Linked DNA regions of Homo sapiens: region 1 is linked to region 2. The links are chromatin contacts, found by Hi-C or POLR2A ChIA-PET in ENCODE. All regions are on one chromosome and are shown on one strand. The core of a region is the stretch at or near the end of the contact, and the rest is flanking DNA. Distances in the headings are between cores, read along the strand shown.

What was found. A loop is a pair of places that touch in the nucleus more often than their neighbours do. ChIA-PET counts read pairs that join two places held with the same protein, here RNA polymerase II (POLR2A). Pooled maps may share reads with other maps.
Region 1: a loop to region 2 is called in a map of naive thymus-derived CD4-positive, alpha-beta T cell, with 7 times the contacts of the local background. The contact joins the enhancer-like site here to the promoter of CEP170 in region 2. A Hi-C loop is called at or near these places in 1 of 168 maps with a recorded cell type or tissue (naive thymus-derived CD4-positive, alpha-beta T cell) and 8 of 50 pooled maps. POLR2A ChIA-PET finds 5 or more read pairs at or near these places in 1 of 52 experiments (GM12878).

What each region holds. Positions count from the first base shown.
Region 1 is chr1:245,952,209-245,958,886 of GRCh38, forward strand. The region is part of intron 5 of SMYD3 (SET and MYND domain containing 3); the gene reads right to left. Among named protein-coding and RNA genes, the nearest start is that of SMYD3-AS1, 150 kb to the right of the region's middle. Within about 2 kb of position 4,228, at least 3 of the 41 ENCODE cell types and tissues checked have a DNase peak (open chromatin) inside an H3K27ac peak, as active enhancers do.
Region 2 is chr1:243,249,683-243,256,530 of GRCh38, forward strand. CEP170 (centrosomal protein 170) reads right to left here and starts at 5,599. Exons shown (of 20, transcript NM_014812.3): 1 at 5,358-5,599. SDCCAG8 (SHH signaling and ciliogenesis regulator SDCCAG8) reads left to right here and starts at 6,359. Exons shown (of 18, transcript NM_006642.5): 1 at 6,359-6,558. The coding sequence starts at 6,492.

The DNA.
Region 1 (6,678 bases), core at 2,978-5,477, 2.7 Mb after region 2:
TTTGAAGGGGAAAAAATTAACCAAAGCATTATCAATAAACGACTAAAAAGCTGAAACGTAAGGATCACTTTGGGAAATGAAGCAAAATCAAACACCAGGAAACAAGGCATGAAAAGAAAAGGATTAAGGGAACAGATGAGTTGATGACAAAAAAGTTACAAAGACCAGGAGGAAAAAGAAATATGAGAATTACCGATTGTAATAAAGAAAAAGAAAAAGACTGACAAGCATAGGAAAAAAAATGACGTTTTTATGGCTGCTTGATGATAGTTCAGTCCATTGTCAACCTAACTAGAATCAATCAGAAAGCCGATCCTCAGAAGCAAATGAGTGAAGAGGCCTCTGGGTAAAGGCTGAGAGTACTGGTTGATGGGCATCACTGTTACCACTGTTCTCACCTAACTTGAGAAGATTGTGATACTAGCTCCCCAAATGCTCCTGTTAATGGCATGTACCCTACTCTTAGCAGGTCTCACATTCTGTGCAAAAACACTGAAAGTCAACATAATATGTTTTGTAGTGTAATGGAGACAGATCAGGTTTTTACTAAGCTAAAAGGAGATACAGCCTTGGCTACGCACTCGAGCAGAACGCTGTGAAAACGCATACTAAAATGATGAGCCTGAACTCCCCACATACCCTCAAGTGCATACAGGGTTGTGTCTCTGCAAAAGCCTCTACCCATTGAGGTTTCCTTGTGCAGGGGATAGTCTGTATCTAGATGCTATATCAAGGTGAAGATCAAGTATCTTTAGTTTTCATAAAATACTAGATTCCAAACAGAAAGGTAATTATCAGACAGAGTAGGTGGCAATTAGAGGCTGAGCAGGAGGCTCTAAGAATCTAAAAGGAATTTGGTCGGCATGTGATCATGAAATCCCCAAAACATTCCAGAAAGTGATAAAAATAAACACCTTTGGGTAAAGTGTTATTTCCCCAAAGAGGAATTGAAGCTAGTTAGATCTCTTTGGTCATAATATATATTATCAGTATATCTGGAGAAAGAAACAAAGCAAGATTACCTTTTCTTCTTCTTCTTCCATAGTTTAAATTTGCTACATTGGGAAACTTCACTGCACATTAATATATCAACTCCAACTAGACCAAAATCTTTCAATTAACTAAAAACATTTTTTAGGATGTAACTCTGAAAAAAATAAAAAGTGAGAAAAAGCAAACATAAAGTAAACTGGCTTAAAAGTAGGGTTCAGTTTGTTTTGTTTTGTTTTTGAGACAGAGTCTCGCTCTGTCACCCAGGCTGGAGTGCAGTGGTGTGATCTCGGCTCACTGCAAGCTCCGCCTCCTGGGTTCAAGCAATTCTCTGCCTCAGCATCCTGAGTAGCTGGGATTATAGGCGCCTGACACCACGTCTGGCTAATTTTTTGTATTTTTAGTACAGACAGGGTTTCACCATCTTGGCCAGGCTGATCTTGAACTCCTGACCTCATGATACACCAGCCTTGTCCTCCCAAAGTGCCGGGATCACAGGCATGAGCCACCGTGCCTGGCCAAGTAGGGTTCAGTTTTTAAAAATAAACAGCAGCAACAACAAAAACCCCACATGTACTTTCAAAAGTATGTTCTGTGATTACTCTTGTGCCTGGTTCTTCAAACAAACACAGGACTTTTCACAAATGAAGCCTGCATGTTCAATGCTGAATAAGATTAAAACGTGTTTAGCTCATTGTACCTACAGAAACACAACAGAACTTCAGCAAGATTTTCAACAATGATTATTTTAATTTTAAAAAGGATTTTGTGTAACTTTGTTTAAATCTGATAATCCTCTTTACTTCAAAAAATTAAAGAAGAAAGTGAAAGTAATACTTGGAAGCAAAATGAAACTAACACGAAGTGTATCAGGTACTTTTCCACATTAACTCACTGATGTAATTAAATTACAAATGCTCAGCGTCCTAAGGGGTCAACACTGTAATTAGGAAAAGTGTATTTCTCCTTAGTCCTTATACCATTTGCCCTGGTATAAATGCTTGTAGTAAACATTGTTACTCTTTCTCAGACAAGCGTTTTAAAGATGCTAGTTAAAATGTAGTTGGTAGCTAGTTTCCTGAGTCAATATGGCAATTATACCAATAAAATTGCAGATCAAGATGAGCCAGAGGCAGTAAGGAACAGGCCAAAGAAAAACAGGAAGAAAAGGGGACGATAAAGAAAGTGGTAGGCCAGGTGTGGTGGCTCACACACCTGTAATCTTAGCACTTTGGGAGACTGAGGCGGGCAGATTACTTGAGCCTAGATGTTTGAGACCAGCCTGGGCAACATGGTGAAACCCTGTCTCTACAGAAAATGCTAAAACATTAGCCGAGCATGCTGGCAGGCACCAGCAGTCACAGCTACTCAGGAAGCTGAGGTGGAAGGCTCGCTTGAGCCCCCAGGAAGCAGGGGTTGCAGTGAGCCAATATAGCACCACTGCAGCCACTGTCCAGCCTTGGTGACACAGCAAGACTGTCGCAAATTAAATTTTAAAACAGTGGTAGTTTATTCCAAATTCATGTGCTAATCAAATCATATCTCTGTGCCACTCTCACATTCAGCCCTTTCTTCCCGTTTCCACTGCAGGTATTTGTCTCCTGTATTCATTATCTCTTACTTGCAACTTTCCAAGTCAATCTCTCTGGTCCCTGTCTTTTTCCAAACCATTCTTTAAATTGTCATCAGATAAATCTTTTTTAAAAACAGATTTGATTTTACAAAAGAGAAACAGGAGATCTACCCAGTAGTTGCAGAATAAAGACAAAATTCTCTCGTGTGACATCAAACGCCCCCTATAATCTACTCCCATCCTGTGTTTCCCTGCACCCAACACGTATTTCAGTTATCCTGGCTTCTCTGTCATTCCCAAGTCAGGTTGTGGGCCCATGTGGTGTTTTGTTTTTGTTTTTGTTTGAGTCTCGCTCTGTCGCCCAGGCTGGACTGCAGTGGCGCGATCTCAGCTCACTGCAAGTTCCGCCTCCCGGGTTCACGCCATTCTCCTGCCTCAGCCTCCTGAGTAGCTGGGACTACAGGTGCCCGCCGCCATACCTGGCTAATTTTTTTTTGTATTTTTTAGTAGAGACGGGGTTTCACCGCATTAGCCAGGATGGTCTCGATCTCCTGCCTTGGCGTCCCAGAGTGCTGGGATTACCGGCATGAGCCACCGCGCCTGGCCGCCCATGTGGTTTTATGTCTTTTCTTTTTTTTTGGCATATGATTGCCAGGTCATAGCTTTTATATCTTTATTCATAGTTTCCTCTTTTAAAAATATCTTTTTCACTACTGCGATCGCTCATAATTTTATTCATCCTTTAGGATCCGGCTTAAATGTCACCTCCTTCAAGAAACTTTCCTACATCCAAATAGATTTACCTGATACCTGAGTATAGATAGTACAGTATATTGTTATAATTGTTCTATTTTAGTATTATTGTTGTTAATCTACTGTGCCTAAGTTATAAATTAAACTTTATTGTAAGTATGTATACATAAGAAAAAACAGTATACATGAGGTTCAGTACTATCCATGGTGTCAGGCACCCTCTGGGGTACTGGAATGTATCCCCCATGGATAAGGAGGCACTAAGCAACATATTGTATGTTTAGCTTTGCATACTTTTGGCTACTTACAGATGGAATCATACTGCATTGATGATTTTGCAATTTGTTTTGGGTTTTTTTTTTTTTTGGCTCAACATTATATCCTAAGATTCATTTATGTTGATGCATGTTGCTATAGTTTATAGCTGACAGACCTCTTGATGTGTCTTCTAGGAGGCGCTTATGAAGAGAATTTCCATAGGAACACTGTTTGTAAATGCAAAAAATTACAAATGACCCTATGTTCATTACTAGGTTATACAAATAGATAACATTATTTTCTATTTTTTCATTTTTCAGAGATGGGGTCTCATTTTGTTGCCCAGGCTGGTCTCAAACTCCTGGGATCAAGCAATCCTCCTGCCTGGGCCTCCCAAAGTGTTGGGATTATAGGCGTGAGCCACAGTATTCAGCCTCTTGGTATTTTCTATACTAGCACCTACTAATGTATATGGCACATAGTATACTCTCTACAATAAATGCTTTTTAAGATAAACGAATTTGAGAAGAAAAGTTATGTCTGATTCATTGTGGCTTCCTCATCCATAGAGGCCAGCACATGCTCAGATGCTCAGTCAAGATCTGATATTCAGCCACAAAAGGCTAGCAGTGGACAGGCAGGAAATAATCTGAGCTGACACAAGTGAGGGAGCAAAACAGGACGTGTGACGTGTTGGGTGCCTACCCCTAGCGAGGCAGGCAGAGCATTATTTTTTATGAGGTTAATTCCACCTGCTTACTTTTGAGTCCTACAAACCACTGTAGTTCACAAGAATTCCTTTCTTCTCTTGTGACTCTCTGTCTCCCCAGCCTCAGCTAATTCCCTCTCCCTGTCTTTGTCTCCCTCCTTCTACTTCTCCTCCTCCTCCTGTACTACTCCCCTACTCCCCTGGGTATGAGCCTGCTTCGGTACTCTGGGAAGGGTTTAGTGATGGTGGTAAAAACTGACTTCTTGATTTCCTTCCTTGCCTGCCAGCGAAGTCATCTTCCAGCAACTTCTTCCATTCTGTTGGAGCAATGATTTGTCTCTCACTATGCCATCCTTTGGTTTGAACATTGCATACCCATCTTAAGGCAGTTGATCCACCCTGCTTATTGCCTTTTTGGCATATTGGATGCCAGCTCTTGAGCAGAACCAAACCCCTGGAAAACTGATCACCATCTCAACATCTTATTAAACTAATTCTCATTTTGCTAAACTAGAAACGAATCATCAGGCTAACACTGCCAGTGAAGATGCAATGTAAGACAAATTATACCAAACCACCAATAGGCATGTATTCATCTGCAGCACCAGCCAACTACTCTCAAAAGAACTGATACAGAAAATGATGAAAAGGAATTAAATCCAAAAGTAAAGAGACGACTGCCAACTACAGATAAGATTTTCCATGAAATTGAGTATTATTCGGTTCATCTCACTCTGACTTCATTTTATTACAGTTTAGACCTGACTAGCTAAAAAAAGAAAGACCATCGCTTTGACACACAATAGAAGTAAAAATAAAGCTGACATGTCACCCTTTCCTTCATTCCTGTTTTCAATATTCAATCTTCCCCCTTTCCCTTTCCCATCACCTACTACACTCACTTCCACTGTAACATTTCTTTCTCCTCTCTTAGAAAAGATCCTTAGAGGAAATTAAAATGTGGCCAGTCCTTACTCTTTAACGTCAACGTTTCTCTCAGCATGCACTTCTCTAACTTGAGCTATCATTTCACTAAAATAACTCAACTCTTTCTTTTCTGAATCTTCCCTAGCGTTGCTGTATTTCTTACACCCGCTTGGATTCATGCCCACTCGCTGCTCAGGATATATTGTGTCTATACTTGAGTAGGCACAAAATGCTTTTTCAAACAAAACGTATCTGTCATATCAGTACTGTTTCCTCCATATACGTCAACCAAATTAAATAGCTTCCCTGACCTTTTGTCTACTTTCTTTGCCTTCTGAGTATCCTCATCATCTAACTCTTGGCCTGGTAAAACAGGATATGTGGAAAAGTCATAACTTACCTTCCTCATTATTTTCTCTATCAAGCCATAAAAAGTAATAAGGGAAACCTTTACTTTGGGCTTACCTTCACTCCAAAATGTAGAATTGTGTGGTTAGGTTTAAAAAATGACAGAATTCTTGCAAGAAAATGTTAATCTAATGTTAGAACTCCTAGCAGACAAGGTAGGGACGCTGAATGTAATTATTCAGAGACTTTGAGAAAAAAAAAGCGGGGGGGAGAAACAAGCGGGTTTTCTATCTGCAATGAGCCCAGCACTTTATGAGGTGCCTGTCTAGATTCTTTTTTTACCACGAAAGTTGGGAGAAGCTACTATCACCCTCATTTCACAAACGAGGCTTCTAAGGCTCAAAGAGGCTTAAGTGGTGCCAGATATTGAATCCAGGTTTTTCTGATCCTCATGTTCCAAAGCAGGACAAGTTAAATCTGAAAGCATCTTAAGAGGAATGAGCTATAAAATAACATTCTGACAATACAATCATACACGATGCAGACTGCTTATCCATGAAGGCCCTTCACAATCTGGCCTCTGCATCCTTTCCTCACCCTTCCTCTCATCACCGGCCACAAATCTCCCTTTTTCCAGCCCTACAGAACACCATACACCATTTTCTAAAGTGCTGTGCTGATGAATGTACTTTCCACAGGCTCTTTCATTCGTGTGACTGCCCTTTCTCTTGCTTCATCTATCTCCTACTCCAAAACTTAGCTCAAGGGTTGCCTCCTTCAGGAAGCTTTTCCTCATTCTCCAGTCTGATTTAGGTTCTCCTCCTCCGTAGCAAAGTACATACCCCTAACAATACCACTTACCCCACTGAACCATCATTGCTGATTTACTTGTCTGTTTCTTTTACTACTAGGGTTATTCCTAGAAAGAAGAAGCTACATTTTATCCTACTTTGTATCTCTTTCATATAGTACAGTGACTGACACATCATAGGTGCTCCAGACCCCAAATAGAAGAACTGGGACAGAAATCAAAGGGTAGTATATCTGGGATCACCACCCTGGGGGAGTGGGCTATCTCATGAACCAGTATTTAAGCAGAGGCTAGATAATAACTTTCAGG
Region 2 (6,848 bases), core at 4,349-6,848:
TACTTGACTTTACATCGTAAAAGAATTATCCATATCCTCCAGTATATTGTAAACTTCATCTAATTCCTTTACTGCTGGAGGATATAATGGTTTTCTCTTTAATTTAAAAAACAAAACAAGGCCAGGCGCCATGGCTCACACCTGTAATCCCAGCACTTTCAGAGGCCTAGGCAGTGGACCATGAGGTCAGGAGATCAAGATCATCCTGGCCAACATGGTGAAACCCTGTCTTTACTAAAATACAAAAAATTAGCCGGGCGTGCCTGTAGTCCCGGCTACTCGGGAGGCCGAGGCAGGGGAATAGCTTGAATCCAGGAGGCAGACGTTGTAGTAAGCCGAGACTGAGCCACTGCACTCCAGCCTGGCGAGAGAGCAAGACTCCGTCTCAAAAAAACAAAAACAAAAACAAACAAAAAGGCCCCAAAAACAAACAAACAAAAAAAACCCATCCGAATGGTTTTCATTATTTTTGTGTCACCTTTCCTCCCAGCATCTTTTATTTATGTAACATTCATTCTATTTATAAATGTGCATGGCTTTGTCCTTGGCTATATTAAGTATATGGCCAGGATGGAGACATAAGAGTTTGGCTTGTTGAATTTATAAATGTCAAAAAGCCAGGAAGGAAAGCTAATCCCTTGGATGACAGAATCATGATTCAAGAAGATCTCAAGTTTTAACTATAGCTACGTTCACGGAGATGAAATTTAATAGGAGGCAATGGTAAAATACTGGTTTAAAAACATCACCTGTGTGTTTATACACAATGGGAGAAATCTAGCTAAGTGTAAAAATGTTGGTTTATGTTGACTACATCAGTGGTTTCCAGACCAATTTTTCAGAAAACAAATTAAGAATCAACATAAGGCTGCCAACTTTTTATTGGTTAATCAGGAACACTAAAATAAAACAAAACCCCATGACCAACATCAAAAGAAACTTAACCTATCATTACTTAATAGGTGTTACTAACACTATCATTTAATAAAGGCCATTTATGAACATTAGAAAAGGAGAACAAAATCTCAAAAAATAGTACCTTGAATTACATAAATATAACTTGAAAAGCCATGTAACATTTCTCTCTCTCTCTCTGCTTTTTGCTTTGAATTAGCAGAGATGACTGTTGTTAAAGAGTTGATACAATTTTAGACTTTAAACACAAGTGTATGGCTTGAAATAAGGAAAGGGACAATTTCACTGCACTTTGCATTCAGACCATAACTGCAGAATTAAATATGGAAACAAGATCAGAACACAAAGAATAGCACTGACAAAACTGATTGAATCCAGCTGAGAGATGTGAGGGATGGCAAAGGAAACCATATGAAGTTGGAGGTGTCCTAACATTTAGACAAGAGAAAATCTAGCTAATATATTGAGAAAAACCTTACTTCATCTTACTCCTAAAGACTGAATTGCAACCAGTGGGAAGAAGTTATATAGTAAAAGCAGCTACTAGCTCAATTTAAGTGAGATCTTCCTATTACACTTTTTGGAAGCTAAACAGGCTTTCCTATGCCCAGGGAAGGGTTTGTGGAGAAGTTGGACCCAATAACATCTCAGAGATATTAGTAGTGGGTGATACATTGTATGAGCTGACTTCTAAAGTTCCCTTGAATTCTAAAATTTTATGAACCAGAGTAAGGAAATAAGTGGTACCCTTTAACTTACTAAAAAAGATGAGTAGAAAGAATTTTGGCTTTAGCCAAAAAGACAAAGGTTCAATTATAGGCCCTATCACTTAGGAATGTGTAACGCAGAGGCAAAGTTATTCACTAACTCTATGCTTCAAATTTTTTCAATGTGTAAAAATAATACCTTAATTTAGAAGTTTGTTGCAGAAATTAAATACACACACACCACACACACATAAACTTCCTGGCACCTAGGAAATGTTCAAAATTTGGTAGGTATTATTCAACGATTCAATAAATATTGTGTTTCAAAGGGTAATATTTTCTATATCATTTATTACTTATGGATATACTTAAAAAATGACTTGTTCTCTGCTATGTGTCATTTGTTTTTCAGACCTCAACAATGCATGCTTGGGATTCTTTTCCACTTCTATACTTTCTGCAATTCCTGTTTGTATGTAAGTAGATTTTATGAGGTTTTCTTTAACTTTGCTTTTGCTGTTTTGTTTTTCCACCTTTATTTGATATAAAAGTGGGCTTTAACAGCAACACACATTGGCTATGTCACTGGCTTTGGCTAAAACATTTCTGCTAAACTGGACAATATATCCAGTTTAATCAACCACACTACCAGACAGATGTTTTTTATCTCTCACAATGGCTAACTCACTGCTGAACACTCCTTTATGAAATTTTTGAGTAAGTAAATAAAAACCTAGGGTATCTGATTAGAAATTTTGGTTATTAATGAAATAAAGATATTTCTTCCCATCAAAAGTATCCCATTTCTTAATGAAACAGATCAACACTGAATGCTCCAGTCAATACTATCTACTCACCAAGCATTCTTCAAATGGCACGTAACTGCTCTTTTGTTATACTTCCAGAATAATTTGCAACTGTACAGATACTTTAGTTAGCAATTAAATATCAGGTTGTCTGTCAGATACTTAGTTGAAGAGTACACTGCTTAACATCCCAGTGTTTGGGACAGATAAGAAAGAAAAGTCTTTACCTATTAATTAGTATAGAAAAAATATTTTTCAGGAATACAATTTTGTGGAATAAAAAACATTTTGACAAAAAAGCTTAAGCATATACAATATTTAGTACTAGATGAGCATTATCTAATTGCAATCAGATACAATAATAAAACTAGTTCTTTTTTTCAGTAGATAAAAAGGAACAAGAAACTGATACTTGGAACAAATCAAATAAATCACGAAGCACAGAATTTTAAAAAGTACCATAACAGCATTAATATGCAGAATGTATGCTAAGGTTTACAGTATAAATTTCACTATTCTAATGTTAAAATAGGGAACAGGCAGATTATTTCCATACAAAATAATCTCAGAACACAATGAAATTTACCAGTAAAATACATTTAAAGCATGATTGAATATAATCCCACATACTGAAATTTAGTTACAGATTTTTAAAGTTGAAATTTAAGATAAATAATAAATCCTTTAAAGAAGTCTATTAAAATGCAACGTAAAATTAAACGATTAAAATTATAAGGGAAGAAAAAAGCACTTTATGGCAAAATCAACCCAATAAAAAACATAAAGTTAATATATCTTAAAATGTAAATTCTAGTTTAAGTTAAAAGTAATCACTAATAACTCATTAATGATTACAACTCATTAACTGTGGCAAAATAAACATCATAGGTTCTTGTTATGCGGAAATTTTATTTTTAACACAGCCTATAGAGTTGATCATCATACTATTATAAAATACTATTGATTTTCAAGAAATAATATTAAAACCTACCGTTAAGTAGCTACCATTAGGTAGTAGGGAAAACACTGCAACACTTCGTTTTTATGAAAAGCACATGTTAGGACATCTTTCCTCATGTAGTAAGTTACTTTATGAAAGTAAAGGTCCATTTTAGGAGGATTACTACTTTTACATCACAAAGGCAAGAACTAGATTAATCACGGTGAGAATCAAGTTCAGTGATAGTCACAGCCTACTCAGGGAGCACATAGAGAAGCTTTCCATACATTTTCACAAGGTAAAAGGGCTAGGGGGACACAGGAAAGATCACTCTGCAGAATGGACCTTGAGTTTCGTTTGGCTCTGCCTTCGATTAACTGTCTGGCTTGGGCAGACAAGTCAGTTAACTTTCTGAGTTTTAGTGTCTTCCTCTGTCAAGTGCACTTGGGCTCTTCCGTGTTATCTACAAAGTTAGGAAGAGCTAAAGGCAGCCCTAGTTTTACTTTTTAAAAAATAATAACAGAAAAATACATAAGTTGCTATTCATCAGTGTACTGTTTCCAGAGCTGAATTCCTAAGTCTCTGAAGCATACCCAGTTAGGGTTATACCAGTGAAGATCCAGATACTATAGTCATAATGTCACTCTCTCCTCTCCCATTATTCCTCCACCTGCTCCTCCCCATCCTGCTTTATTCTCTCTTCTGGTGTGTTTTAAGAAGCAACGCCAGCAAACGGCTGCATACATTGTAAGCTTAAGGATTAAATCATTTTAAAATATGCATTTTCAATCAAATGTATCATCTGCTTCGCCAAATTCCTCCCAAATGGCTGAATTTTCATTAAGAGAATAAAAATGAGTTAACAACTTCGGTAACAGAAATGTACTGGGCCAGTTGTTTTGTTTGTTTTACTTGCTTAAAAAATAAACGGAAAGATGTATCCATTCCCTCAGGAACATAAATGCATTACCTGCCCAATGAAAAAACAATTCTGCTTGTTCATTTCCCTGACACAACAGCTTCGTTGTCAGGCCCTCTCTAGCCCAGGCTCCAACGTCACCTAGTAATTTTATATTGATCACCTTGGCAGTGCTTGGACTCCAGCAGGCATAGTCCCTGTCTTCCTTACATTCCTCAAAATAAATAAATAAATAAATAAATAAATAAATAAAACTCTACGAAACACCACCGAACAGAGATTCTGTGACTTAGTATACAAATCCCACGTCTTCCCGCCCTGTGTTAGGCAGCTGCAAATGTTATTTTTTCATCGCTTGCATAAAATGGAAGCGAAACGTACCAAAACCCTACATCTGAATCCTAGGACAATGAAGCCGACAGGAAGCCACTCTCTCCTCCCCCGGGTTTACTACAGAGCCAGAGCCTCCACGGGGTGCAGTCGCCAGGCAGGGTGCATGACACCGCGTCTTCCACGCCCTCCCAACGCGTCCAAAAGGTTGCTCGCCTGACCTCGCCAACCGCCTCACACCCCAAAACCAATCACACAAAAGGGATTGGCCCGGGGAGCTGCTCCAATGGGGGAAAAATCCCTTCCCCAGCGGCAGCGCAGCCATTCCCTCCAATGCTCCGCCCGCACCCCTCGCAAACTGCTACGGCGGAGGGGGGAGGGCTGCACAAAGCCAGTCGAAAGCTGAAAATGATTCAATGCACTTAGGGGATGCGGAGGCGGCAGCAAGGGGCTCGGGAAAGCCGGGGGGCCGCAGGACTGGAGCTCCGGGGGGCGGCGGGTGGGGGATGGGAAGGGTGGTCCCGTCAAGCCCCGGGTCCCAGGCGGGCAGAGGGTGGGGGTGGCGGCGCCGCGCGGAGCACCCGGGAAGCGCCCCCTTCGCGGTCCAGCCCCGCACCCCCGCCCCGCGGCGGGCGGCGCCCGAGTCCTCGCCGCAAACCCGAGGAGCAGGATGTGGAAAGCAGCCGCGGCGGTGGCTGCGGCTGCGGCGCCTACACCGAGCAGCCGATCGCATCACTTACCCCTTACCGTGGAGAGAGGGACCGGACGGGGGAGGCGGGGCGCGTCGCGTCCCGTGAGTCTCTCGCACGCCGTCCTCCCCCCACCTCGTCGTCGTCGTCGTCGCCGCTGTTGTCGTCGCTGCCGCTGCGGTCGAGCTCCGGGGCCCTCAGCTCCGCTGGGCAATAACGTTATTCCACACACGCCCCACACATAGCGGTAACGGCAAAGACCGACTGCCTAGTGCGCAGGCGCCTCGGGAAAGGGCGAGGAGCCGGACCCTATCCCCTCCTGCCCAGTTCCAACGATCCCTTACTGCGCAGGCGCCACACACAGACAATGAAAAGGGGTTGTGCGAGGGTCTCACCCACACGCTTTTCCAGCTTGCCCACTGCGCAGGCGTGCCCCGAAAGACCAGCTTGAACAATGAAGAGGACCTCGGCGTTAGGTGGGACCGCAACCAACAAGGACTACAGTTCCCAGCGGGCAGAGCGCCAACTCCAAGTGAAGGTCCGGTTGCTGGGCATGCTAGGAGTTGTAGTGTCGGCCGCCTTTACAATCTAGGCTGTTTGGAAGATTTAGAGCTTCTATTTCTTGAAGATTTATTCGACCGTTTTAAAAAATCTCGCAACTGAAGCAGGGTTCAGAGTTTACTATCTGCGTCCTTGAGTAGCCTGGGGATCAACTGCTGCATATTAGCAAATTTCGAAGCGTCAAGGCCTTCAGTGAGCCCTTTCTGTCATTTGGGTGGTCCAGGCAGCTGAAGAGTGGGATGGAGGCGGGACTAAACCAGGCTGGGCTGGAGGAAAAGGGCGGGGCCTGCAAGCCTGTCTCTTGGCAGCAGGCTCTGGCAGCCAAACCGTCCAAGCTAGCGCCTGGAGCGCAGTGGTTTCTGGGAATTGTAGTGTAACTGGAAGGCCCTGAGGATTGTCGAGCTTGCAGGTTCTGAACGTGAGGACTACAACTCCCGACGTGCAAAGCGAGGGCCAGTGGGTGGGAAGAGCCCCCAAGAGCTCTGTGCGGGATTCTAGGCTCCCCTGTGACAGCCGCGGCAGGAAGCAGGCGGGCGCTCCCCGGCCACAGGCCTGTTGTTCTCGGAAGGGAGAAAGCTGGACATTTCCCCACGTAACTCCCAGCTCTGGGCCTAGAGTGCGTGCATGGCGAAGTCCCCGGAGAACTCTACCCTGGAGGAGATTCTGGGGCAGTATCAACGGAGTCTCCGGGGTGAGTTGCTCCAAACCTCTGTCCCTAGCCCCGAGGTGCCCAGGGCCTAGTGGGCGGGAGCAGACCAGGTGCGTTTCCTAACACCTGGGTTCTGCCCCGTCCACGCTACAGAGGAGCAAGATGGATGTTGCTGTGGTCTTGAGGAGGATGAAATAGTTTGATTTAGTTTTTACAGTTAAGCAACGATGTTTCCTCAGATTCCCGTAGTTACCTCAATCAACTCCTTGATCTTAACTTGGCATCTTTCTCAACCGGCGACAGCAGAAACTCTTGGATAGCTCTATGCCATT